Linked DNA regions of Homo sapiens: regions 1 and 2 are each linked to region 3. Evidence: chromatin loops called from intact Hi-C (ENCODE). Cell type or tissue: B cell. All regions are shown on one strand. Links, peaks and the distances in the headings refer to the core of each region. The heading gives the core; the rest is flanking DNA.

Region 1 (7,893 bases), core at 1,887-4,386, 640 kb before region 3:
GGGCTGATTGGCACCTGTTGCTCATGTTCCTATTTAACAGCGAAGAAAGGCGGAGAGTCCTCCAAGCAGCAACTAAGTGGCTAGAGGAACATGCACCAGCTGATTATCAAAACCCCCAAGAGTATGTAAGGACCCAGTTACCAGGAACCGACCCCCAGTTGGACCCACATGAAAGAGAGGATATGCAAAGGCTAAACCGAGATAGGGAAGCTCTCTTGGAAGGATTAATGAGGGGAACTCAGAAGGCCACAAACTTTAACAAGGTCTCTGAGGTCATTCAGGGAAACGAAGAAAGTCCAGCACAATTCTACGAGAGACTGTGTGAGGCCTATCGTATGTATACTCCCTTTGATCCCGATAGCCCTGAAATCAGCGCATGATTAACATGGCTTTAGTCTGTCAAAGCACAGAAGACATGAGAAGAAAATTGCAGAAACAGGCTGGGCTTGCAGGGATGAATACATCACAATTACTAGAAATAGCTAGCCAGGTGTTTGTAAGCAGGGATGCAGTAAGCAGTAAGGAAAACAGCAAAGAGAATGGAGGTCAGGCCCGGCAAAACACCAACCTGTTTGTTAGCTGTGGCAATCAGAGGGGCCCCCCCAAAGAGGCAAGGGAAGGTGGGCCCTGGGAAAGAAACTCAGCTTGGCTGTCAGAGTTTGCAGCGTAACCAGTGTGCTTATTGTAAAGAAATAGGACAGCGGAAGAACAAATGCCCTCAGCTCAAAAGAAAACAAGGTGACTCAGAGCAGGAGGCCCCGGACAAGGAGGAAGGGGCCCTACTCAACCTGGCAGAAGGGTTATTGGACTGAGGGAGACCAGGCTCAAGCGTCCCCAAAGAGCCTCTGGTCAGAATGACAGTCGGGGGTAGAGACATTGATTTTCTTGTAGATAGTGGTGCTGAACATTCGCTAGTAACCGCCCCGGTCGCCCCCTTATCCGAAACGACTATTGACGTCATCGGAGCCATGGGGGTTTCAGCAAAGCAGGCTTTCTGCTTGCTTCGGACTTGCACTGTAGGAGGACATAAAGTCATTCATCAGTTTTGGTACATGCCTGACTGTCCCTTGCCCTTTTTGGGAAGGGACTTGCTCAGCAAGCTGAGAGCCACTCTCTCTTTGACACAGCACGGCTCTTTGCTGCTAAAGTTACCCGGAACGGGAGTCATTATGACCCTTACGGTCCCCCGAGAGGAGGAATGGAGACTTTTCTTAACTGAGCCGGGCCAAGAGCGAAGACCAGCTCTGGCTAAGCGGTGGCCAAGAGTACGGGGGGAAGACAACCCTCCGGGATTGGCCAGTTAAGACTGGGGCCCAGCCGGTTAGGCAAAAACAGGCCCCGGTCCCCAGAGAAGCTCTTCAAGGTATCCAGGTCCATCTCAAGCACCTAAGAACTTTTGGAATTATTGTTCCTTGTCAGTCTCCATGGAACACTCCCCTCCTGCCTGTTTCCAAGCCATGGACCAAGGACTACCGGCCGGTACAGCATTTGCACTTGCTTAATCAAGCTACACTGACTTTACATCCAACAGTACCTAACCCATCCACATTGTTGGGGTTGCTGCCAGCTGAGGACATCTGGTTCACCTGCTTGGACCTGAAAGATGCTTTCTTTCCTATCAGATTAGCCCCTGAGAGGCAGAAGCTGTTTGCCTTTCAGTGGGAAGATCCGGAGTCAGGTGTCACTACGCAGTACACTTGGACTGGACTTCCCCAAGGGTTCAAGAACTCCCCCACCATCTTCAGGGAGACATTGGCTCGAGACCTCCAGAAGTTTCCCACCAGAGACCTAGGCTGCGTGTTGCTCCAGTAGGTTGATGACCTTCTGCTGGGACACCCCATGGCAGTCGGGTGCACCAAGGGAACAGATGCCCTACACCGGCACCTGGAGGACTGTGGGTATTAGGTGTCCAAGACAAAAGCTCAGATCTGCCGACGGCAGGTACCTTACTTGGGATTTACTATCCCACAGGGGTCCGAACGCAGCCCGGGATCAGAAAGAAAGCAGGTCCTTTGCAATCTACCGGAGCCTAAGGGCAGAAGGCAGGTGAGAGAATTCTTAGGAGCTGTGGGGTTTTGTAGACTGTGGATCCCAAACTTTGCAGTATTAGCCAAGCCTTTGTATGAGGGCACAAAGGGGGCGGGCACCGGAAACCTTTGGAATGGGGATCCCAACAACAGGAAGTCTTTCATGAGTTAAAGGAAAAACTTCTGGCAGCCCCAGCCCTGGGGCTACCCGATCTGACAAAGCCTTTTCCATTGTATGCATCAGAGAGAGAAAAGATGGCAGCTGGACTTTTAACCCAAACTGTGGGGCCCTGGCTGAGGCCGGTGGCCTACCTCTCTAAACAACTAGACGGGGTTTCTAAAGGATGGTCCCCCTGTTTGAGGGCCTTGGCAGCAACTGCCCTGCTAGAACAAGAAGCAAATAAGCTGACTCTTGGGCAAAACCTGAACATAAAGGCCCCCCATGCTGTGGTGACTTTAATGAATACTAAAGGACATCATTCGCTAACGAATGCCAGACTCACCAAGCACCAAATTTTGCTCTGTGAAAATCCCTGTATAACCATTGAAGTTTGTAACACCCTACACCCCGCCACCTTGCTCCCGGTATCAGAGAGCCCTGTCGAGCCTGATTGTGTAGAAGTGTTGGACTCAGTTGACTCTAGCAGACCTGACCTCCGGGACCAGGCTTGGGCATCAGTAGACTGGGAACTATATGTGGATGGGAGCAGCTTCTTCAACCCCCAAGGAGAGAGAGATGCAGGGTATGCAGTGGTAACCCTGGACACTGTTGTTGAAGCCAGATTGTTGCCCCAGGCCACTTCAGCCCAGAAAGCTGAACTCATTGCTTTCATTCGGGCCTTAGAACTCAGTGAAGGTGAGACTGTAAACATTTACACTGATTCTCGGTATGTCTTTTTAACCCTTCAAGTGCATGGAGCGTGATAGAAAGAAAAGGGCCTGCCTATTGAACTCTGGGGGAAAACATAGAAAATATCAACAAGAATTCTTGCAATTATTAGAAGCAGTATGGGAACCCCACAAGGTGGCAGTCATGCATTGCAGAGGACACCAGCGAGCTTCCACCTTGCTGGGTTTGGGGAATTCCCGCGCTGACTCAGAGGCTCGAAAAGCAGCATCTGCCCCCTTCCGGGCATCAGTGCTCCCTCAAGCACCTGATCTTGGACCTACTTCTTCTAAAGAAGAAAAGGACTTTCTCCAGGTAGAGGGAAGGACAAGTGACGGAGGGAGGATGGATTCAGTTACCAGATGTGAGAGTAGCTGTGCCACAGTTGCTAGGAGCTGCAGTTGTACTGGCTGTGCAAGAAATCACCCATGTAGGTCAGGAGTCACTGGAAAAGTTGTTAGGCCGGTATTGCTACATCTCACATTTGTCAGCCCTTGCCAAAATGCTGAGGCAGCGGTGAGTTACCTGCCGAGAGCATAATGCGAGGCAAGGTCCAGCCGTTCCGCCCGGCATACAAGCTTATGGAGCAGTCCCCTTTGAAGATCTCCAGGTAGACCTCACAGAGATGCCAAAGTGTGGAGGTACCAAGTATTTACTAGTTCTTGGGCGTACCTACTCTGGGTGGGTGGAGGCCTATCCAACACAAACTGAGAAAGCTGGTGAAGTAAACCCTGTGCTCCTTCGAGATCTGATTCCTAGATTTCGACTGTCCTTACGGATCAGCTCAGATAACGGGCCTGCGTTTTTGGCTGCCTTGGTACAGAAGACGGCAAAGGTATTGGGGATCACACGGAAACTGCATGCCGCCTCCCAGCCTCAGAGTTCCGGAAAGGTGGAGCGGATGAATCGGAGTATCAAAAATAGTACTATTGTCTTCCCCGCTGGATATTTAAAACAACACCACAAGGGGCGTCAAACCACCTGCTAAATTTGAGGGAATGTTATCCTCTCCCCGCCTCCCCCGGCCCCGGATATTAGAGACAATAACACAGGGGTAATGTACACCCACTGCTTTATTGGGAGTAATATCATCCTCTCCCTTCTTGGATATTAGGAACAATATCACACTGTGCGTGTACACCTGTCGTGAAATTCAATGGAATGTCATCCTGTGTCTCCCTGGATATGATGAACAATATCACGGGGGATGTACAACTTCCGAGATATTGGGAGTGATATCATCCTCTCCCCTCTGGAAGTTAGGGACAATATCACAGGGGTAGTGTACAGCTTCTGGGATGTTGGGACTAATATCATCCTCCCGCCCACTGGATATTAAAAACCATATCACAAGGGACGTGTACACACACTTCGATATTGGTATTAATACCATCATCGTCTCCCTCTTTCGATATTCGGTGCCATATTTCAGGTGGGGTATACACCACCTGCAATATTGGAAGTAATATGATTTTCTCCCCCCTGGATACCAGAAACAATATCACAGGGGGGTGTCAACAACCCCTGCGATATTTGGAGGAATATCATCGTCTCCCCTCATGAATATTAAGAACAATATCGTAGGGGTGGGGGGTGTACACCCCCTTTCATATTTGATATCATCCTCTTCCCCCCTGGATATTAGGAACAATATCAGGATGTACAGACCCTGCGACCTTTGCTGTCATATAATTGTCTCTCCCCTAGATATTAGGAAAAATGTCACTGGGGATGTGAACAGCCTTGCGATATTGGGAGTAGTATCATCCTCTCCCCCCTTGCATATTGGGAACAACATCACAGGTGGGGTGTACTGCCTCTGCGATATTGGGAGTAAAATTTTCCTCTCTTCCCCTGGACATTAGGAAGGGTATCAGAGTGGGAGGGTGTACATTCCCTGCCATATTCAACGTAACCTTATCCTCTCCCTCCCAGGGTATTCAGAACAATAAGACAGGAGGGGTGTACACCCCCTGCGATATTGAGAGTCATATCATCCTCTTTCGCTCTGGATATTAGGAACAATATCACAGGGTTATGTACACCCCCTGCGGTACTGGGAGTAATATCATCCTCTCTCCCTGTGGATATTAGGAAGAGTATCACAGGGCTGTGTAAACCCCCTCCAGTACTGGGAGTAATATCATCCTCTCTCCCTCTGGATATTAGGAAGATTTTCACAGAGGTGTGTACACTCCCTGCGATATTGGGAGTAATATCATCCTCTCCAGCCAGGAAATGACTAACAAGGTCACAGGGGAGTGTACTCCCCTTGCGATATTGGGAGTAATGTTGTCCTCCCCAAACCTGGATGTTAGCAACAAGATCACAGAGGGGGTGTACACACCCTGCGACATTGGAAGTAATATGATCCTCTCCCCACCTGGATATTGGGAAAGATATCAAAGCGCGGGTATACATTTACTAAGCTGTTGGGAGTAATATCATTCTTTTCCTTTCTGGATATGATGAAGAATATCACAGGGGTGCTGTACAATTACTTCGATATTGGGAGTAATATCATCCTCTATTTTCCTGGATATTGGGCACAAAAGCACAAAAGGGTGTACAACCCCTGCGATATTGGGAGTAATAGCATACTCTCCTTCCCTGGATGTTAGAAAACAATATCATCAGGGCTGAACACCCCCCGCGATAATGGGAGTCATATTTACTCTTTCACAGGCCATTTGGAACAATATCACAGGGGATGTTTACAAACAGGGGTGGTGTACACCCCCTGTGATATTGGGAGTAACATCATTCTCTCCACCTCCGGATATTAAGAACAATATCCCGGTGGGAGGTGGTACACCCCCAGTGATATTGGGCATAATGTCATCCTCTCCTTCCCTGGATATTAGGAACAATATCACAGGGGCTGTACACCTTCTGTGATATTGGAAGCAATATCATCCTCTTCCCCGCTGGATATTAGAAAAAATATCACTCATGGTGTACACCCACTGTGATATTAGGAAGAATATTACAGGGTGTACATCCACTCTGACTTTAGGAGAAATAGCTCCCTAAAATGTCACGAATAATATCACAAGGTATACAGTAATATCTCCCTAGGATATGACAAATACTATCACAGGGTGTACACCCACTGTGATAACAGGAGTAATACATCCCAAGGATACTACCTATAATATCACAAGGCCGTGCACCCACTATGACACAGGGAGTGATATCTCCCTAGGATATTATGAATAACATCACAGAATGTACACCCATGGTGTGCACCCACGGTGATATTAGGAGTAATATCAACCCAGGACAAAACCAATAACACCACAGGGAGTAGAGACATGATGTACACCCACGGTGATGTTACGAGAACTATCTCCCTAGGATAATACCAATAACATCACAGAGTGTACACACATGGTATACACCCACTGTGGCACTAGGACTAATAACTTTCTAAGATATTATGAATAGCATCAGAGAACATAAACACATGGTGTACACCCAGTGTAACTTTAGGCGTAATTTCTCCCTAGGATATTACGAGTAACATCTCAGTGTGTACACACGTGGTGTACACCCACTGTGACATTAAGGTTAATATCCCCCTAGGATATGATGAGAAACATCACAGGGTGTCCATCCATGGTGTACACGCACTGTGATGTTAGGAATAATATCTCTCTAGGATATTATGAATAATACCACAGGGTGTACAGAAACTGCGATATTAGAGGTAATGTCTCTCTAGGATACGATGAATAATATCACAGGGTGTACACCCACTGTGATACTGGGAGCAAGATCTCTCTAGGATAGTACGAAGAATATCACAGAGTGTACATCCACTGTGATATTAGGAGAAATATCTCTCTGGGATATTACGAATTATATCACAGAGTGTACACACATGGTGTACATCCCCTTTGATATTAGGAGTAATATCTTCCTAGGACATTACAAAGAACATCGCAGAGTGTACATCCACTGGAATATTAGGAATCGTATCTCTCTAGGTGATTACAAATAATATCACAGGGTGTACACCCACTGTGATATTAGGAGTAATAACTTCCTAGGGTATTATGAATAATTTCACAGTGTGTACACACATGGTGTACACTCACTGTGATATTAGGAGTAATATCTACCGAGTAGATAACAAAGAACATCACAGGGTGTACACCCACTTTGATATTAGCTGTAATATTTTTCTAAGTTGTTACAAATAATATCACAGGGTGTACAAACAGGGTGTACACTCACTGCGATATCAGGAGTCGTATCTCCTTAATATATTATGAATAATATCACAGGGTGTACACCCACTGTATTATTAGGAGTGATATCTCTGTAGGATATTACAATTAATATCCCAGGGTGTGCAGCCACTGTGATATTAGGAGCAACATCTTTCTAGGATATTGCAGACAATATCACAGGGTGTACGCCCACTCTGATGTCAGGAGCAATATCTCCCTAGGATATCCAAAATAATATCACAGGGTGTACAATCTCTGCCTTCCAGGTTCTAAGGGATTCTCCTGCTTCGGCCTCCCGAGCAGCTAGGGTTACCCGCCACCACGCCTGGCTAATTTTTTTTTATTTTCACTAGAGACGGGGTTCACCACGTTGGCCAGGCTGGTCTGGAACTCCTGACCTCAGGTGATCTGTCGGCCTCGGCCGCCCAAATGCTGGGATTACAGGTGTGAGCCATGGCACGCAGCCAAGAGTTATATATTCAATTAATGTGGAAACACAGCTCCCATATTTGAGTGTGCATGTACTTTTATGAAGAAATGATGTCAGTAAACCTAAGGATGACAATAAATATGAAAAGTAACTGGCATGTTAAAAGGTCTTCCGATTAAGAACTCTAAGGTTCGATTTCGTTTTTAGATAATGCGGTCCTAGCTCTTGTATCATCCTTTTACATATTCTACATCAAAGGAATTTGTCGCATGGTGTCAGAATAAAACAGAGTGTATTTCACTGCTTCTTAATTTC
Region 2 (7,893 bases), core at 1,887-4,386, 120 kb before region 3:
AAATATGGGAGCTGTGTTTCCACATTAATTTAATATATAACTCTTGGCCAAGTGCCATGGCTCACACCTGTAATCCCAGCACTTTGGGTGGCCGAGGCCGACGGATCACCTGAGGTCAGGAGTTCCAGACCAGCCTGGCCGACGTGGTGAAACCCCATCTCTAGTGAAAATAAAAAAAAAAATTAGCCAGGCGTGGTGGCGGGTAACCCTAGCTGCTCAGGAGGCCGAAGCAGGAGAATCCCTTAGAACCTGGAAGGCAGAGATTGTACACCCTGTGGTATGATTTTGGATATCCTAGGGAGACATTGCTCCTGACATCAGAGTGGGCGTACACCCTGTGATATTGTCTGTAATATCGTAGAAAGATGTTGCTCCTAATATCACAGTGGCTGCACACCCTGTGATACTAATTGTAATATCCTACAGAGATATCATTCCTAATAATACAGTGGGTGTACACCCTGTGATATTGTTCCTAATATCCAGGGAAGGAGAGGATGACATTATGCCCAATATCACTGGGGGTGTACCGCCTCCCGCGGGGATATTGTTCTTAATATCTGGAGGTGGAGAGAATGATGTTACTCCCAATATCACAGGGGGTGTACACTACCCCTGTTTGTAAACACCCCCTGTGATATTGGTCCAAATGGCCTGTGAAAGAATAAATATGACTCCCATTATCGCGGGGGGTGTTCAGCCCTGATGATATTGTTTTCTAACATCCAGGGAAAGAGAGTATGCTATTACTCCCAATATCGCAGGGGTCGTACACCCTTCTGTGTTTTTGTGCCCAATATCCAGGAAAGTAGAGGATGATATTACTCCCAATATCGAAGTAATTGTACAGCACCCCTGTGATATTCTTCCTCATATCCAGAAAGGGAAAGAATGATATTACTCCCAACAGCATAGGAAATGTATACCCGCGCTGTGATATCTTTCCCAATACCCAGTTGGGGAGAGGATCATATTACTTCCAATGTCGCAGGGTGTGTACACCCACTCTGTGATCTTGTTGCAAACATCCAGGTTTGGGGAGGATGACATTACTCCCAATATCGCAGGGGAAGTACACTCCCCCATGACCTTGTTAGTCATTTCCTGGGTGGAGAGGATGATATTACTCCCAATATCGCAGGGGGTGTACACACCCCTGTGAAAATCATCCTAATATCCAGAGGGAGAGAGGATGATATTACTCCCAGTACCGCAGGGGGTTTACACAGCCCTGTGATACTCTTCCTAATATCCACAGGAAGAGAGGATGATATTACTCCCAGTACCGCAGGGGGTGTACACAACCCTGTGACATTGTTCCTAATATCCAGAGCGAAAGAGGATGATATGACTCTCAATATCGCAGGGGGTGTACACCCCTCCTGTCCTATTGTTCTGAATACCCTGGGAGGGAGAGGATAAGGTTACTTTGAATATGGCAGGGAATGTACACCCTCCCCCTCTGATACCCTTCCTAATGTCCAGGGGAAGAGAGGAAAATTTTACTCCCAATATCGCAGAGGCAGTACACCCCACCTGTGATGTTGTTCCCAATATGCAAGGGGAGAGAGGATGATATTACTCCCAATATTGCAAGGCTGTTCACATCCCCAGTGACATTTTTCCTAATATCTAGGGGAGAGACAATTATATGACAGCAAAGGTCACAGGGTCTGTACATCCTGATATGGTTCCTAATATCCAGGGGGGAAGAGGATGATATCAAATATGAAAGGGGGTGTACACCACCCACCCCTATGATATTGTTCTTAATATTCATGAGGGGAGACGATGATATTCCTCCAAATATCACAGGGGTTGTTGACACCCCCCTGTGATATTGTTTCTGATATCCGGGCGGGAGAAAATCATATTACTTCCAATATTGCAGGTGGTGTATACCCCACCTGAAATATGGCATCGAATATCCAAAGAGGGAGAGGATGGTATTAATACCAATATCGAAGTGTGTGTACACACCCCTTGTGATATGGTTTTTAATATCCAGTGGGTGGGAGGATGATATTAGTCCCAACATCCCAGAGGGTGTACACTACCCCTGTGATATTGTCTCTAACTTCCAGAGGGGAGAGGATGATATCACTCCCAATATCTCAGAAGTTGTACATCCCCCGTGATATTGTTTGTCATATCCAGGGAGGCACAGGATGACATTCCATTGAATTTCGCGACAGGCGTACATGCACAGTGTGATATTGTTCCTAATATCCAAGAAGGGAGAGGATGATATTACTCCCAATAAAGCAGTGGGTGTACATGACCCCTGTGTTATTGTCTCTAATATCCGGGGCCAGGGGAGCGGGGGAGAGGATAACATTCCCTCAAATTTAGCAGGTGGTTTGACGCCCCTTGTGGTGTTGTTTTAAATATCCAGCGGGGAAGACAATAGTACTATTTTTGATACTCCGATTCATCCGCTCCACCTTTCTGGAACTCTGAGGCTGGGAGGCGGCACGCAGTTTCCGTGTGATCCCCAATACCTTTGCCGTCTTCTGTACCAAGGCAGCCAAAAACGCAGGCTTGTTATCTGAGCTGATCCGTAAGGACAGTCGAAATCTAGGAATCAGATCTCGAAGGAGCACAGGGTTTACTTCACCAGCTTTCTCAGTTTGTGTTTGATAGGCCTCCACCCACCCAGAGTAGGTACGCCCAAGAACTAGTAAATACTTGGTACCTCCACACTTTGGCATCTCTGTGAAGTCTACCTGGAGATCTTCAAAGGGGACTGCTCCATAAGCTTGTATGCCGGGCGGAACGGCTGGACCTTGCCTCGCATTATGCTCTCGGCAGGTAACTCACCGCTGCCTCAGCATTTTGGCAAGGGCTGACAAATGTGAGATGTAGAAATACCGGCCTAACAACTTTTCCAGTGACTCCTGACCTACATGGGTGGTTTCTTGCACAGCCAGTACAACTGCAGCTCCTAGCAACTGTGGCACAGCTATTCTCACATCTGGTAACTGAATCCATCCTCCCTCCATCACTTGTCCTTCCCTCTACCTGGAGAAAGTCCTTTTCTTCTTTAGAAGAAGTAGGTCCAAGATCAGGTGCTTGAGGGAGCACTGATGCCCAGAAGGGGGCAAATGCTGCTTCTTCGAGCCTCTGAGTCAGCGAGGGAATTCCCCAAACCCAGCAAGGTGGAAGCTCGCTGGTGTCCTCTGCAATGCATGACTGCCACCTTGTGGGGTTTCCATACTGCTTTTAATAATTGCAAGATTTCTTGTTGATATTTTCTGTCTTTTCCCCCAGAGTTCAATAGGCCCTTTTCTTTCTATCATGCTCCATGCACTTGAAGGGTTAAAAGACATACCAAGAATCAGTGTAAATGTTTACAGTCTCACCTTCACTGAGTTCTAAGGCCCGAGTGAAAGCAATGAGTTCCGCTTTCTGGGCTGAAGTGGCCTGGGGCAACAATCTGGCTTCAACAACAGTGTCCAGGGTTACCACTGCATACCCTGCATCTCTCTCTCCTTGGGGGTTGAAGAAGCTGCTCCCATCCACATATAGTTCCCAGTCTACTGATGTGCAAGGCTGGTCCCGGAGGTCAGGTGTGCTAGAGTCAACTGAGTCCAACACTTCTACACAATCAGGCTGGACAGGGCTCTCTGGTACCGGGAGCAAGGTGGCAGGGTGTAGGGTGTTACAAACTTCAATAGTTATATAGGGATTTTCACAGAGCAAAGTTTGGTGCTTGATGAGTCTGGCATTCGTTAGCGAATGATGTCCTTTAGTATTCATTAAAGTCACCACAGCATGGGGGGCCTTTATGTTCAGGTTTTGCCCAAGAGTCAGCTTATTAGCTTCTTGTACTAGCAGGGCAGTTGCTGCCAAGGCCCTCAAACAGGGGGACCATCCTTTAGAAACCCCATCTAGTTGTTTAGAGAGGTAGGCCACTGGCCTCAGCCAGGGCCCCACAGTTTGGGTTAAAAGTCCAGCTGCCATCTTTTCTCTCTCTGACACATACAATGGAAGAGGCTTTGTCAGATCGGGTAGCCCCAAGGCTGGGGCTGCCAGAAGGTTTTCCTTTAACTCATGAAAGACTTCCTGTTGTTGGGATCCCCATTCCAAAAGTTCCCAGTCCCTGCCCCCTTTGTGACCTCATACAAAGGCTTGGCTAATACTGCAAAGTTTGGGATCCACAGTCTACAAAACCCCACAGCTCCTAAGAATTCTCTCACTTGCCTTCTGCCCTGAGGCTCTGGTAGGTTGCAAATGACCTGCTTTCTTTCTGATCCAGGGCTGCATTCCGACCCCTCTCGGATAGTAAATCCCAAGTAAGGTACCTGCCGTCCGCAGATCTGAGCTTTCTTCTTGGACACCTAATACCCATAGTCCTCCAGGTGCCTGTGTAGGGCATCTGTTCCCTTGGCGCACCCGACCGCCGTGGGGTGTCTTAACCTACTGGAGCAACACACAGCCTAGGTCTCTGGTGGGAAACTCTGGAGGTCTCAAGCCAATGCCTCCCTGAAGATGGTGGGGAGTTCTTGAACCCTTGGGGAAGTCCAGTCCAAGTGTACTGAGTAGTGACACCTGACTCCGGATCTTCCCACTGAAAGGCAAACAGCTTCTGCCTCTCAGGGGCTAATCTGATAGGAAAGAAAGCATCTTTCAGGTCCAAGCAGGTGAACCAGCTGTCCTCAGCTGGCAGCAACCCCAACAATGTGGATGGGTTAGGTACTGTTGGACGTAAAGTCAGTGTAGCTTGATTAAGCAAGTGCAAATCCTGTACCGGCCGGTAGTCCTTGGTCCGTGGCTTGGGAACAGGCAGGAGGGGAGTGTTCCATGGAGACTGACAAGGAACAATAATTCCAAAAGTTCTTAGGTGCTTGAGATGGACCTGGATACCTTGAAGAGCTTCTCTGGGGACCAGGGCCTGTTTTTGCCTAACCGGCTGGGCCCCAGTCTTAACTGGCCAATCCCGGAGGGTTGTCTTCCACCCGTACTCTTGGCCACCGCTTAGCCAGAGCTGGTCTTCTCTCTTGGCCCAGCTCAGTTAAGAAAAGTCTCCATTCCTCCTCTCGGGGGACCATAAGGGTCATAATGACTCCTGTTCCGGGTAACTTTAGCAGCAAAGAGCCATGCTCTGTCAAAGAGATAGTGGCTCTCAGCTTGCTGAGCAAGTCCCTTCCCAAAAAGGGCAAGGGACAGTCAGGCATGTACCAAAACTGATGAATGACTTTATGTCCTCCTACAGTGCAAGTCCGAGGCAAGCAGAAAGCCTGCTTTGCTGAAACCCCCGTGGCTCCGATGACGTCAATAGTTGTTTCGGATAAGGGGGCGACCGGGGCGGTTACTAGCGAATGTTCAGCACCACTATCTACAAGAAAATCAATGTCTCTACCCCCGACTGTCATTCTGACCAGAGGCTCTTTGGGGACACTTGAGCCCGGTCTCCCTCAGGCCAATAACCCTTCTGCCAGGTTGAGCAGGGCCCCTTCCTCCTTCTCCGGGCCCTCCTGCTCTGAGTCACCTTGTTTTCTTTTGAGCTGAGGGCATTTGTTCTTCCGCTGTCCTATTTCTTTACAATAAGCACACTGGTTACGCTGCAAACTCTGACAGCCAAGCTGAGTTTCTTTCCCAGGGCCCCCCTTCCCTTGCCTCTTTGGGTGGGGGGCCCTCTGATTGCTGCAGCTAACAAACAGGTCGGTGTTTTGCTGGGCCTGACCTCCATTCTCTTTGCCGTTTTCCTTACTGCTTACTGCATCCCTGCTTACAAACACCTGGCTAGCTATTTCTAGTAATTGTGATGTATTCATCCCTGCAAGCCCAGCCTGTTTCTGCAGTTTTCTTCTCATGTCTTCTGTGCTTTGACGGACTAAAGCCATGTTAATCATGCGCTGATTTCAGGGCTATCGGGATCAAAGGGAGTATACATACAATAGGCCTCACACAGCCTCTCGTAGAATTGTGCTGGACTTTCTTCTTTTCCCTGAATGACCTCAGAGACCTTTTTAACATTTGTGGCCTTCTGAGCTCCCCTCATTAATCCTTCCAAGAGAGCTTCCCTGTCTCGGTTTAGCCTTTGCATATCCTCTCTTTCATGTGGGTCCAACTGGGGGTCGGTTCCTGGTAACTGGGTCCTTACATACTCTTGGGGGTTTTGATAATCAGCTGATGCATGTTCCTCTAGCCACTTAGTTGCTGCTTGGGGACTCTCCGCCTTTCTTCGCTGTTAAAGAGGAACATGAGCAACAGGTGCCAATCAGCCCAGGTGTGGTTGTGGGTCTGGATAACAGTTTGGAGCAAATCAATTAGGGCTTGTGGCTTTTTGGTATAGGGCGGTGTATTGGTTTTCCAGTTGAGAAGGTCGACGCAGGTGAAGGGCTGGTACCCAAAAACACGCCTCTCCACCACGTGACCATCCTCATCTATCCCAGTATACCGCTGCTCTCTCAGGGGCATTTGTATCCCCGTTTTGGGTCGTAAACGAGCTGCCGAGGGAGGGGTGGAATGGCGCAATGTGACTTACCGCAATTAATAATCTCAGTTATTAATTGACACTAATAATTATCAATATTAATAACTGATAATATAATTTTTAAAATCAATACCAATAATAATGATGATTAATATTAAATAGTCATACTAATGATAACAATAAATGATTAATATTAATGATTAATGATGCCCGATATTAATAACTGATATTGATCTTATTCACTAGAAAACAGTAATATTAGCTCCTAATAATTAATATTAATATTAATCTGAAAAATTTTTATTAGCAATTATTTCTTAATATTAATATGAATATCGGTCATTGATATTCATGTTAATAATAAATGAGGAATAATTCATACTACTATTAAGCCTAATACCTCAGTGGGTGTACACCCACCTGTGATATTGCTCCTAATGTCCAGGGAGGGAGAGAGCATGATATTACGTTCAATATCGCAGTAGGTGTACACCCAGCCAGTGATATTGATCCGAGTATAATCTCCAGGGGGTGGAGTATGAAGTTACTCCCAATATAGCACTGGGTGTGCATCCACCCGGTAATTTTGCTCCTAATAGTCACGGAAGAAGAGAATGCTATTACTCCCAGTATCGCAGGAAGTGCACACCCCTTCTGTGACATTGTTCCTAATATCCGGAGGGGGAGAGGGTGATATTACTCGCAATATCGCAGGCTGTGTACACCCACCCTCTGATATTGTTCCTAGTAGCCAGGAAGGGAGAGGAGGATATGACTCCCCATACAGCAGGAGGTGTATACCCATCCTGGGATATTATTCCTAATATCCATGGAGAGGAGAGGCTGATATGACTCCCAATATCGCAGGGGGTGTACATCCAGTCTGTGATATTGTTCTTAATATTCAAAGGCGGAGAGGTTGATATTACTCCCAATATCACAGAAAGTGTACAAACCCGTGTACTATTGTTGCTATTATCCAGAAGAAGAGAAGATGATATCACCCCCCCCCCCCCCCCCATCGCAGGAGGTGTACACCCACTCTGTGATATTTTTTCCAATGTGCAGGGCAGGGGAGGATAATATTCTTCTTAATAGCACAGGGTGTGTACAGCCCCACTGTGATATGGTCCTTAATATTCCTAGGTGGAGAGGATGATCTTACTCCCAATACCGCAGAAAGTGTACACCACCCCAGTGATATGGTTCCCATGATCCAGGAGAGAAGAGGATGATGTTACTTTCAATATCGCACGGGGTGGAAACGCCCCCAGTGATATTGTTCCTAATTTCAACGTGGGAGAGGATGATACTACACGGAATGCCCCTAGGGGTAAAAACACTCCTGTGATATTGTTCTTAATATCAAGGGGAAAGAGGATGCTATTACTCCAAAAGTGCAGAGGATGTGCACCCGTCTGTGACATAGTTGGTAATTTCCAGGGACGAAGATA
Region 3 (7,893 bases), core at 3,274-5,773:
CTTCCCAATGATCAGGTGTTGCCCGTGGTCGATCTCATTGGCAGGGACAGGAGGGGGTTAGTGGTGCGATTATAGAAGCAAATTTAAGTAGCATGTCGTGGAAGGGATCCTGTATTTGTTTTCTGAAACATTTACTGTTCCTCTTTGCCGTTGTGGTTTCTAGACTTGGTCAGCGGGTGGAATAATCTCAAGAATCAAATCATACTCCTTCCCAAAGCCTGGCCACAGAAAGGTGCTAAAGCAACCCCTGCTTGCTGTCCAACTAAGTGGTAGGACCAACGCGCACTCAGCTCCCGCCCGCCCAGTCTGCCCTGTGTGTGCGCTGCCCCCCATCTCTTGCCACTCTGCTTCCAGGCCTCTTTGCCCTTGCTCACACCTGCTGTTCCTGGGCAGCCGCGCCCCAGGTACATCATGTGCTTTTCATGTGGGTCCTCAGTCCGTCAGCTGGAAGTCCAACAGTGTGAGCATGCTTTCTGTGCTCAAGCGTCATTTTAAAGTCGTTTCAGTTGGCGTCATCCGTCATAGCTAATTATCATGTCCGAAAATCTTTTCAAAGATGGCCCACTTACTTTTTGGTGGCCAGACTCACGTGTTGCAGTGTTCTGGTAATTGATTATGTAAGTTACGTTGTGATGGAGGGAACACCAAGGTTTTGTGAGGCGCGCTGCACAGTGAGGTCAGGCAGTGCATGGTAACTTCATTATGGCTTAGACGTCTAACATAGAACTGCAAATGTGACATGTAAAGAAGAGGTGTAATCTGAGGTCTAGAAAAACCAGTTTTCTTTTTGAGGCAGTAATGTTGACATCTCATTGATTTCCATGTTTTGTTCTATTATTGGATTTTGAGGGAAAATAAAAATAAGTTCTTTTTCATGACTTTTATTTATAATGACTTATTTATTCCTTCCCCCAAAATATGTATATATAATGTGTTTGAATTGCTTTTTTTCCATTCTACTTTTATTATCAGTGGGGTAAAATTGGTTCTTTTATCAGTAATTCTTTTTATTTTCATATTACTTGGTGTTTTTACCGACATTTTAGCATATAATTGAGCATCCACTCATGAAATAGATTGCCTAAAGTATTTACTAGAAACAACAGAAATAAAAGACATAAAACCCTTGAGATTTTATTTAGTAATAATTTTCCAAGTTTACTCATACTCAAGAAGTTCTCAATCGTGTTGACCACAGAACAGAAAGATTTAATGCAGTGTTCGAGAGGAAGAAAAGGTTTATTTTACACTTGAATAAAGTAACTATGTCTGTTTTTCATGTTTACCCAAGGCAAAACACCCCCACAGATTACTCACAGTGGCTAAAGAAATACCTAGAAAATAAGTTTTGGTGCATCTTTAGACTACAGGAGAACATGTCAGAAAAAAGTTGAAGAAAATATCAGTGACCACCTAAAAATAAAGAAGTATATGTGTAGATAACAACCATAACATCATCAAAAGAGAAATGAGAAACTGGGAGTAAGTAGCACTAATGCTGACACATAGATTAATAGCTTTAATATACAAAGAGATTCTAAAAATAATTAACAAAAATATTAACTGTCTACTAGGATAATTGGCAGGGAATATCAGTAGTAGTTTATAGTAAAGCAAATATAAATAGTTCTTAAACATATGAAATGTTGTTTAACTTCATGAGAAGAGAAATGCAAGTTAAAACTATGGTGCTTAACTGTGTCCACCTATGATCCAAATTTTAAAAGCTTGATAACACTGTAGTAAAGGCATGGTAGATAAGCACTTTCACTCTTCCTTGGGGAAGTCTGAAATGATGCAATCTGTAAGAAAGGCTCTGCAATTTTATTTCTAAGTATGTACAGATATTCTTGCATTTGTGTGAAATCATGTACATGTGAAGGTGTTTTTTCCAAAATTGTATAATTGACAAAGTCTGATAATAATTTAAATGCCTATCAATGGAAAACAAATGAAATTGGTTACAGTAAAATTGCTACTATGGGAGGCAGCTGAGATCTAGAATTGTTTTCAAAATATAATTTTAAGTGTAAAAGTCAATGTCCTGCAACACACACATACACATACATATATGCAGAATGTGTTGATATCGTATACAGTATCCTAGAAAAATACAGAAAATGCTGGCAATGCTGGTTGCCTCTGGAGTAAGAGATGGGAATGTTAAGAAATCCCACTTTTCATTGTAAACTCTGTTGTATCTTTTTAAATTTGAACCTGTTAAGAAATTTTAATCAATTTTTTTAAAACAGAAAATTAAATAGTAGAGAGTAATTAATCTGATTAATATTGTGAAAATACCTTTCTGGCAAAAAAAAAAGTTTGCTTTCTATTTAAGTTTAGAAGAACTTTAAAGTATACATTGAATTTTTTATAGAAATAAGAAACTGGAAATAAATATTACTAATGATGACACATATATAAGGCCAAAAATATCAACAGATAATTTTTAAAAGATCAAGGTTGTAAGGTTTAAGCTATAGATTAAAAATATTTTAATTGCTTATCAGAAATATTTTAGAGCTAATATGTATATTTTCACAAACAAATGGGGAACTTTCCATTATGTAATCAGTCATGAGAAAAGAATTGTGAGAATTATGTCAAATGTCCCATCATGTTAGCTAAGAGATAAATAACTTTCTTGAACTTGTTAATTTGCTCAGTGTACATAGTTGTTTTAATAATTCAGGCACAAAAAATACATGTTAGAACTTGAACTACCTATAGCATCTAGATAGTTAATGAAAAGTATGTTTAGATTTGAAGATGATTATGAATCAGATAATTTAAATTTTTCATAAAATTACTAACAGGCTGATGCATTTTAAACTTGTCTTTAGAAATTAGTAGCTTACTGCCAAGCACAGTGGCTCATGCCTATAATCCCAGCACTTTGGGAGGCCGAGGCAGGTGGATCACTTGAGGTCAGGAGTTCAAGACTAGCCTGGCCAATATGGTGAAAACTCATCTCTATTAAAAATACAAAAATTAGCCAGGCGTGGTGGCACACGCCTATAATCCCAGCTACTCAGGAGGCTGAAGCAGGAAAATCACTTAAGCCTGGGAGGTGGAGATTGCAGAGATCGTGCCATTGCCCTCCAGCCTGGGAGACAGAGCAAGACTCTGTCTCAAAAACAAAAAAAGAAAAGAAAAGAAAAGAAATTAGTAACATACTTATAAAGTATAAACAAAATTAACTTAAGAATACAACTAGTAGTCTTTAAATGAATTAAACCCCTCCCAATATTAGTCCTGGAATTTCTTTCTCTGCTGCTTTAAGCACAGAACCTTATCCTTCTTTTATGGAAAATAGGTGGAAATTAAACAGCAACATCTCTAAAAAGACTTCCAGGGAACTTTTCAGCTTTGCATTTCAAAGGCACATCCCCTAAGAGGATTAAACTGAAATGTGTCCCAGAATTTCCAATTAAAACCCATTTTTCATGTTTTATTCCAACACATACATTGGTGATTATAATATTTTAAAACTTACATTTAAGTACAGGGCTCAGTGGGAAGAGAAAAAAGAAAGAAACATCCTCAAGTTGTACCCTGTTGCTTGGTAATGCCTTAGTAGACCAGACCCTTGAGAAAATGTGTTTTCATATAATTATAAAGGAACAGATTTTAGATCTTCACTGTAAGAGAACAGTAATTGCAGAGGTCAAGTGTTATTTTCATGGATCTCAGAGCAAAGCTAATAGTAGCCTATTCCCCAGCCAACAGTCTGCCCTCGCCTGTGGGGGTCTACTGAACCAGGGTAATTCCACCAAAAAAAGGAAACCAAACCTAGTTTATTGCAGCCAATATTTCTAAAGCCAGCTGGCTCTTTTGTCACTATTATTGTGATGACTAATGACTGTATTGTCATCTGCATTACTGCTGTTGCCTAATTTGAAAATGGCCCAAGAATCTGGGAGTAAAAATTAAGATCTAGTAAATGGATGTTAGGACACTTGGCAATACTCTGGAATCAGGAAACTCTGAATGGACCTATCAGTTCCACAGACCAATAATTTTTTCCTCTTTTGTTCACTTTTGGATCACCAGCTTTTAAACATAGGCACTCAAAGAATGCTTGTCAAATACATTTTCTATTCGCAGTTAAACCTTACCAATAGGAAATCAGGGATAATAATTTATAACTGGACTTATTATTGCAGAGTGATATCCTTACCTGAATTTATAAAATTTAAAGAAAAGTCACCAGTTGTTCTTTTGGAAGGTAGAAAGCGAAGGTGGCTAATGCCATCTAGCGGTGGACTGAAGGTTTGAGCCTGTTCTGAGTATTAGCAAAAATGAAGAAAGTGGAATGGTCAACATTTCATTTACACCTTGTTGCTCACTGTGCAGAACAGATGACACTTATTGATTGGGACAGAATGGCTCTCTCAAATGCAAACATAAAGAATAAAAGGTTAATAGTAATGTAGACCGGAAATATATTTTTTATTAAAATTAAATGTCATTACATTTTTTAAGAATAGTATTTTTACAATTTATCATTATGCCACTGTGCTCATTCTTTACAAACTCCTCAAATTTTTCTTTTTAACTGAGCATTTTCTTTTAGAGATTGTTTTGGTTATTGTTCTACTAAGTGGCATATTCACCAAGTGCTTTGGGAAAGATGAAGCATGGATTTTGCATCTTCATCTTTATCATAAAGTAACTACTGTTCTTTTAACTGACTCAATAGGAAACCTCCCATTTCTTCCACATTCTTCCAGTTGTGGCATCATTCTTTGCTCCAGTCCTGTTAGTCACCAGAAAGAGATAGGGGCAGGGAGCCCAGGGATCTGGGTAGGAGAGAGTTGATGTGGGGTTGTTGAGAGACATGAGGGTTCTTTGTGGCTTGGCTTAAAAGGCTTATAATCACATAGTGGTCTGTGTTGGGCAGCATGGAAATGAAGCCCCAAGCTTTATTGGCTATAAACGTGGAGTTCTAATTTCCGAGGAAGATCTCCCATCTGTTTCCCTATCCATAAGCCAAGATAGACTAGGGGTGAACAACACACTGCTAGTGAGAGTATAAATTATTTGTGCCCAGGGGTTTAGATTCTCTGTGTCCATCGCTACTAATTCTTACTCATTCCTGACACCCTAGTATCCCTTTCAGCATATTTTGACAACCCCATCTCTGTTTTAAAATTCTTCCCTGCAGGATTCATATGTCAGGGAATTGCGTTCTGGTTTAATTGGAACAAGCCATTTGGAAGTCCTCCTGGTCTGGAGAACATTCTGTGAGGTAGAGAGGCTGCAACCCCAGGATAATGTCCTCAGTGGGAGGGACAGGAGGTCTTATGTCAAGAAGAGGTGATGGTCCCTCTCCTCACCAGTGATGGCTAGTCCGAGGACATCCTTTAATTCCACATCTGTTCAAGTTTTGTCTTTGGATCTCAGAATGTGCCTGCCTGCAGGGAAAATCAAAGGAGTTGAAATGACAGTAAATATTAACCTTGAAAGAGACTTTAAAAAAAATAAAACTATTTTCAGCCTAGAATTGGTTGCGGGAGAAAACTGGGCAAAAGAGGAGGACAGAAAGCCTAGGGGATCACCCAGTTTCTGTCAGGACAGTTTTCCAGAGGCAGGATAATTATATTATAAATCAGAAGTGAAACCACAGCACAGTCCTGTAATCATATGTAAATGTTTAAAAGAAATAGATTGTCATTTGGAATTATTCATTCTTATTTCTCTTCATCAGCATAAAGGCTTGAGAGAGAGCTAATTTTTAAAGCACATTAGATTATACTTCACATCTCCTAGTTTTTAGAAGTGATTTTCATTCATTCACCCATCCATTCATTCATGTGTTTGTTCAACACATTTTTATTGAGCGTCCTTGTGGACGTGGCACAGTTCCGAGTGCAGTGAATAAATGTCTCCCCCTCCTTGAGCTTATATTCTATTTTTATTTTTGATGTGTCATAGTTACTTCTGTTAATCAGTTCAGTAGAAGTGCTGAGATACTCTGTGACAAAACAGATCCCATCGACATCATTTTTACAAATAAGACCAGATGTCCTTTAGCCTTGTCAACAGGCTTGGGCCATGGTGAACAATGTCTGCCTCTGAAGTGCTCAGCAGACCGTGTGAAAGAAGAAGGTCCGGGTGTTTGGAAACAATGGCTGAGTGGCGGTAGTGGTGCATTGTGACCTCATTATTCTGCTTTTGGTTTCTCGCCTTGTAATATGAATAAGGCACATGAGGATTTAGTGTGTGTCATAAGATAAGTGACTGTCACGTTAAGCTTAATGTCTCTGTTTCTGTAACTTTCTCCATAATCTGGCAGTATCTCATTTCTTCGTGGCCAGTGTTTGGGCACTGAAAAGGTCAATCAATACATAGAATTGTGACTCAACTCACGCTGAAAAAAAAAAAAAAGCATCTGAATCATGGTTCTCCTGTGAATTAAATTTAGTAGCAAGAATCTTGTTTTAATTTGGAAGAAAGGGTGGGTCAGGAAAACTCAAGATAGAGACTTTCAAAAGGGAAAGTCCTTAGGATAATGAGTAGATTTCCCCCCCCAGTTGTTTCATGATATAAACTGATGTGGACCAAATAAATACCTGTCTCACAGGGGTACTGATTTCCAGCATTAGCTGTGGCAGCTGGAGCATTGCTGGCCTAGGTGGCAGCAACTGGCCTTCCCTTGGGACCTGTAGTTACTGACCAGTGCCACCCTCTGCCATCCACCCCAATGCTGCTGCATCTCCACCGAAGATAAAGACTTGGGTGGAGACTTGGAAAACATATGTGCGTTGGAGTTGGGAAGTAGGTAGGAGCAGCTGATGAGTACTAATTTTCCTCTTTAAATAATGTCCATGTAATATGAAATTGAAGAGCACAAGTTAAAGAAGGAAAATGCTTCCAAGGCGAACATGCAAATCATCAGCGATCTTTGGTAGGTGGGAATAGGATGTGCAAGGGGGTGAGTGGGGAAGCAGCTCTATCCAGGCCAGTAGAGTTGACTCTCACCACACCCTCTGAACACCTCACAGAGTCCCTTGAGTTGTAGCAGCACAAGCTTGCTTTAGCCCTTGCAAGATCCAAATAATTGCCCGAAGAATGAGATCAGCCTTATTTTCTTCCCTGTTTTTCGTAATTCTTTCCTTTGTCTTTCCTGCAAAAGTTAAACTGTGATTATTGGAAAATAAAAATAATTATGCAGATCAACTTAACAGTTTTGTGGATGAAGAAAAACAACCTGTTGTCCTTTATGTACTTTAGTCCTCCCCTGCCCAAGGGAACCGGCAAGAGAGTACTGTGTCATTCAATCCGTATGAGCCAGAACTTGCACCCTGGGCTGCAGACAAAGGTGAGACTTCCTTTCATTCAAGGGACATTCACAGAGCAAAGTGCGTGGTCACTTGTAAGTTTGTAGAGTTGGTTCACGAATCCACACCACGTCCGTGATTGCAATACAGCCACAGTTAGCCATGGAAACACTCACATCTAGTGGCAGGCAGCAGGCACCACATGCCCATGAGCAGTGATGGTGCTATTGAATGAAATGGTCTTTCCCACCTCCCTCACCCAACGACGTTGGAAATGTCCCTGCCACTCTTCAGAATTTCTCATCCCTTGCAACATTGATGCTACTCTGAGTTCATATTCCCATGAAGATCATGTTCTTGGAAGGATGAATCCTGGTGTGGGGTCCAGCCCCAGGTCGTATGTTTCTTGACTGCATTGCAGGCCCCCAGAGAGAAGCCCTACCCATGGACACAGAGGTGTACGAGAGCCCCTACGCGGACCCCGAGGAGATCAGGCCCAAGGAGGTTTACCTGGACCGAAAGCTGCTGACGCTGGAAGACAAAGAACTGGGCTCTGGTAATTTTGGAACTGTGAAAAAGGGCTACTACCAAATGAAAAAGTAAGTTGCTA

The links. A loop is a pair of places that touch in the nucleus more often than their neighbours do. Peaks named below come from ENCODE experiments on the same cell type or tissue, not always from the same donor. Only the 100,000 strongest peaks of a DNase experiment are listed, where the experiment ranks them.
Region 1: a loop joins it to region 3, with 17 times the contacts of the local background. A loop is called at or near these places in 40 of 110 quality-filtered maps.
Region 2: it touches region 3 in a loop (24-fold over the local background); 12 of 110 quality-filtered maps call a loop at or near these places.

What each region holds. Positions count from the first base shown.
Region 1 is chr9:90,223,881-90,231,773 of GRCh38, forward strand. No RefSeq gene overlaps it. Among named protein-coding and RNA genes, the nearest start is that of MIR4290HG, 190 kb to the left of the region's middle. In B cell, for the core only: CTCF peaks have their summits at 3,052 (motif pointing right) and 3,251; DNase peaks (open chromatin) are centred at 3,019 and 3,331.
Region 2 is chr9:90,752,799-90,760,691 of GRCh38, forward strand. No RefSeq gene overlaps it. Among named protein-coding and RNA genes, the nearest start is that of SYK, 45 kb to the right of the region's middle. RefSeq lists an enhancer at 3,412-3,471. In B cell, for the core only: CTCF peaks have their summits at 3,170 (motif pointing left) and 3,375; a DNase peak (open chromatin) is centred at 3,133.
Region 3 is chr9:90,866,968-90,874,860 of GRCh38, forward strand. SYK (spleen associated tyrosine kinase) reads left to right here. Exons shown (of 14, transcript NM_003177.7): 7 at 164-232; 8 at 7,237-7,324; 9 at 7,705-7,882. Among named protein-coding and RNA genes, the nearest start is that of SYK, 69 kb to the left of the region's middle. In B cell, for the core only: CTCF peaks have their summits at 4,254 (motif pointing left) and 4,453; a DNase peak (open chromatin) is centred at 4,254; H3K27ac peaks cover 1,266 bases.